2 separate regions of the Homo sapiens genome follow, and region 2 is linked to region 1. Evidence: chromatin loops called from intact Hi-C (ENCODE). Cell type or tissue: endothelial cell of umbilical vein. All regions are shown on one strand. Region 1 overlaps DOCK10 (dedicator of cytokinesis 10). Region 2 overlaps DOCK10 (dedicator of cytokinesis 10).

Region 1 (2,500 bases):
GCACTTCCTAGACTAGTGAGACTGACAAGAAAAGCAAAAGCCCTGTGTTTAAGGAGCTCATGCCCTTTTATGGATGAAAAAGCAAGTTGATTTAGAATGCTTATGGTTAAGAAATACCGAGAATCAGAGACTTCGTCTGGTATCTGGTACACGAGAAAGATTACTTTTCACCAAGGCAGTATTCTTATATTGTGACTGTATATATTAAAAGTTTTTCTCTATTCACTCTGCTGTCCCAAGCCACAAATACCCTCATTTGCCTGGACCATACCTCCCCTCCAAGAAGTGGTTTTGTAACTGGTCCTCCTGCTTTCTTCTTTGCTCCGCTTTGATTCGTTCACACACAGTACTCAATGGAAGCTGTTAGGAACACAAATTAGATAACGCCATGCCTCTGGTTAAAACTTCTCAGTGGCTTCCCATTGCCTTAAGAGTCAAATCCAGCTCCTCCCATAACCCCTGTCATCTGGTTCCCCATGTTCTCTGAGCTCTCATCTAGCCTACTTTCCTCAGTCACTGCACAGACATCAAGCATTCTTTCTGTTCCCCCAACTTGCCAAGCTCATCCTCTCGGTAGGGCCTTTACACTCTCTGTATAGCTGGTTCCTATTTTTCAGTCACAACTCAGTTTAAATGTCACCTCTACAAAGAAGCATCCCTGACTTCCAAGCTACATTGCCCTCACACCCAGTTACTTTATAACATGACCCCACCTGCTTCTCTTGATAACACTTATCACCACTGGGAAATATCTTGGTTTGCTTTTTCACTCCTCTGTCACTTGTTTCTCACTGTTAGACAGTAGCCTCTAGCAGGACAGAGACTTCTTCTGTCTTGATTGTTGAAAGATTTTCAGCAGCTAAAGCAGAACTTGGCACAAAGCAGATGGAAAATAAATATTTATTTCATGAATTATCTTTCAGAAACATCTAGATTGCTATTTTATAACATAATGTTGATCCCTTGAGTACCTTGAGGAACCAAAAGGCTTTTCTGAAACAAAATTCTTGAGAACAAAGAGGATGAAGTAATTGGCTTTGCTTGATGGTAAGGAAAATACTTCCTGCTTTGGCACAACTCAACTCAACATATCACCTTAAAAAACAGCACTAAGAACACGTTTCCCTTTTTAAAGAGGCCCATTCCTTCTAACATAGTGCCTGGCTCATAGCTGATATCAGCAAAGCTTAGTTTCCTCCTTTTAACACTTTTTTTTAAAGAGATGGAGTCTCGCTCTGTTATCCAGGCTGGAGTGTAGTGGGAAGTCACTGCAGCCTCAAACTTGGCCTCTCAAAGTGCTGGGATTACAGGCGTGAGCCACTGCACCCAGCCCTCTAACACTTTAGTGTACTTCTTCACTTACTCATTCACTTCCTTTCTGTTACTAGACAAGGGACAAATCAGTTCATATCTGTACTTCAAGTACCCAACACAATGTCTGATTCATAGGCATTCAATAGATTATCAAACATTGAATTAAAATAGTTTTCTTCCAGGTTGAGGGCCTGACACAGAAGCACTTTCCTTTATTTTGGCACACCAGGTAGAAGCTAGTCCTCCTTGTATGTGGGTTCTGGGACTAAGCAGTATGAACTCCTGCACTACATGTGTCCTAATGATTCACTAAAATAAGCAGTATTGATGTATTTATTAAGCCATTCATTGCAAAAACTTGTACTGCTTCAATAATTGTATTTGCTACTTTTTTTCATCTTTCTTTTTCAAGCTGGTAGTAATAGAAACTTTAAAACAAAACAAAAAATAAAGAACTTAGTCACCAAAGTGTGTGACTCAGTAAAGTGGCAAAGAAAGTAAGAAAAGAAAGCAAGGGCTAAGAAAAATGGTTTCAAGGACACATTGAATCATATTGTCAAATGATTCAGTTTAAGAAAAGACTGATGCAAAATAGCAGAAAAAAAGTTGAGAAAGTCAGAAATGAGTTTCTTCCTGAGCAAAAGATGTAGAAAGCCTGAGATGGGATCATTTCTGGGAAGTACAAAACCATAAATAAGAAAGTTCTGATGTCTGAAAGCTGGTAAGACTGTACACTGTGTAGGAAGACCACCTATCAACTATACTTCAATTTTGTCCACACCAGTAAAACTCTATTTCAATTTACCTTCATGGACCACCTTTGGTGATCTAAGCTGTTTATATCCAGGACACCAATACGAATAAGAAGCAGACCTTACACTTGAACAGTTAGACTTTCAACACCGGGCAGTGCAATTTTCAAAGTCAAAAGTCTATGTCACATGACTACAGTCACCTAAGAGTCTCATTATCTTCTCAAATTCCATCTTCATATTAGTAGGTCAGAATTGTGTCCCAGGGTACTCAAAGGCATTCTGCACTTTTCACTGGCTATTAAAACTCAGAATAGTGGATATCATAATATACCAATGGCTTGTTCTTTTCATAGTATGTCTTTAGCAATGAAAAGCAAATGGTATATGGGGACTTCTAGACTCAACCACAAGGGTCATTCTAGGAAAGGAAG
Region 2 (2,500 bases), 110 kb after region 1:
CTGGGCGACGGAGCAAGACTCCGTCTCAAAAAAAAAAAAAAAAAAGGCAGGGGCCAGGCCTTTTCAAGCACAAGGAATACAGTCATGCGTCACTTAACGACAGAGACACATACTGAGAAAAGCATTGTTAGGCAATTTCGTCACTGTGTGACTATCATAGAGTGTACTTACACAAACCCAGCTAGTATATATCCTACTCCATTACATAGCTCTGTTCTCATTGTATGGAACCACCATTGTATATATGGTCTGTCTTTCACCAAAACGTTACGTGGGGCCTGACAGTAATTGCAAATGAAGAACCATTTGGCCGAGGTGCTGCTGCATCTGCTTAAATGAATCAACTGAAGCCATTTTCTCCCCCCAACACTGCTTCAGATTCACCTTCCATAGAGGAAGTGTGTGAGCAACCTGCTTTGGGTCACATGCTTGCCTCTTAAGGAGAGAAGACAGGGCATATGAATTAATAATTCTCTGTTAACCTTTACCCACTGTGAAGGAGGCCAGTCCTCAAGGGGAAATTATCTAGGTATTTGAAAAGAACAATGGATTTAGACCAGCCAAAAATAAATCATGAGATTCTTACAGCCTTTCACGTCATGCTTAGTTGCTTAAACATTATTTTTGGGAGATGGGGTGCAGTGGAGATTTTGACCAGAGGAGTTACATGATTTTATGTCATCTGGTTTTGAAAATCCAATTCTCTCTCTCAATTTTTTTTGAAAGTATATTCTTCATTTGTGCTCCTGTCATGCATGAAATTTGCAGAATATCCATTTAATTGCAGCAGACCTAAATTATGTATTTTCAAAGACCAAACAGAATGTTCTCAATGTAAAATAGTTAACATATAATTTAATAATGCTCCTGTTCACTTTGATGTACAAAGGTTTAAGTCAAATATTATCCTTTTTGAAATGGCAGTATTTTAAATTATTAACTAAAGTTGCCACAAGATATAATTCTAAAATATCTGAGTAAATGGGATATATTTTATTTTGTGAGCTGAGATTAGTGAATATAATGATGATCATCGAACTTAGTCTTAAAACATGGTTACTTAGCATGCATGAGAGTAAAAATAGAGCAGTCAGGAACATGCTTATTTTTCCTACTGATGTGGCTGTTCTTGACTCCTGTGTTACTTTGACCGTGCCTGGACTCCATTTCTCTCCATCTAACTCAAACATTATTGCAAAGACAGACCTATTTGCAAGGGCAGGGAGGAAAGACGAATTAATTAATGTACTATGAGAACATGTGGCATACAGGGTTTCACTCTAATTTTACGTGATACACACCATTGTCTTCCTTAGCTCTGGATGGTAGGAGCTCATTGTAGAAGTCTGTTTCATTATCTGAGTGTAGTTTTTGAGAGAATTCTGTGCATGTGTTACAGCAGGAATTTTTTTCAGAATAAATGTGTCATGATTCATGCTAAAAGAAGCTAAAAAATATGACTCAGTAGGATCTTATCTCATAGAAGCTACATGTAGGTTACAAATGGGATTATTTCCTGAAGAGGCCTTGACCAGTCTCCAAAAGTAGGGAGCTTAACTGCAGTTCGGAGGGGACAAAATCCTTTCAACTTAATTACCTAGTGGTCCGACAAGTGTATGGTAACTACTTTTTCTTTTTAGGGATAAGATTCAAGTGCAGATTTTGTTTGTTTGTTTTTATTCAGTTTCTTGGTCTGTAAGTCATAGTCATTTAGTTTGCCTCTCTTTCAGACCTTGTGCCAGTATAAATTTGATTTTCTTCAAGAAGTATGTCAACATGAACACTTTATCCCTTTGTGTCTGCCCATAAGATCAGCAAACATTCCAGGTAATAAAATTCCCAGAATTTTCCTCAGTTCCTGCAAAGTGAATGCTTTTGTTTGTTCGTTTTACCTTTTGTTTATTATTATTTTCCTGTTTCTTCAGTCATAATTTTGTTTGAAGCTGTCACATGGGTATCAGACCCAGGTAATCAGAATTAAATTAAAATGCAAAAGAAGTTGTTGGCATGTGGTGATGAATATGGCTTCATATTCCTCAATTTTTGTCTGTTTCCCTTTTTATTAAAGAGAAGGCCAACAAAATTATAAACCCGATGATTGTTAATCAAATAATTTGAACCTAGAGGCACTTTACGGGCTCCAAAAGACAGCTTTCCTTTCATTTTGAGACATAAAATTATAGGGAGGAAAAGTACTATATATATAATTTATAAATATTATATATATAAATATATATGTATTATGGTAGAGAGTATTACCCATGTAGACATCAAAAACTAATCAAATATCAAGATGCAAATAAAATAATAAAATTATTTAGGAGCATGAAATACTTTATTACCAACCAATGAGTAAACTATTTATGAGGTACAGTTTTTTTCTTGCGGGGGAGGGGGTTGTTTTGTTTTTGAGGTAGAGTCTCACTCTGTCACCCAGGCTGGGAGTACAGTGGCATGATCTTGGCTCGCTGCAACCTCTGCCTCCCAGGTTTGAGGGATT

Evidence for each region. Hi-C counts contacts between places; a loop is a spot of excess contacts. Peaks named below come from ENCODE experiments on the same cell type or tissue, not always from the same donor. Only the 100,000 strongest peaks of a DNase experiment are listed, where the experiment ranks them.
Region 2: a loop joins it to region 1, with 2.0 times the contacts of the local background. A loop is called at or near these places in 2 of 110 quality-filtered maps.

What each region holds. Positions count from the first base shown.
Region 1 is chr2:224,925,251-224,927,750 of GRCh38, reverse strand. The region is part of intron 2 of DOCK10 (dedicator of cytokinesis 10); the gene reads left to right. Among named protein-coding and RNA genes, the nearest start is that of MIR4439, 84 kb to the left of the region's middle. In endothelial cell of umbilical vein, no CTCF peak of the experiment used is centred here; a DNase peak (open chromatin) is centred at 1,260; H3K27ac peaks cover 2,287 bases.
Region 2 is chr2:224,815,944-224,818,443 of GRCh38, reverse strand. DOCK10 (dedicator of cytokinesis 10) reads left to right here. Exons shown (of 56, transcript NM_014689.3): 30 at 1,731-1,827. Among named protein-coding and RNA genes, the nearest start is that of CCDC195, 100 kb to the right of the region's middle. In endothelial cell of umbilical vein, no CTCF peak of the experiment used is centred here; a DNase peak (open chromatin) is centred at 1,453; H3K27ac peaks cover 1,435 bases.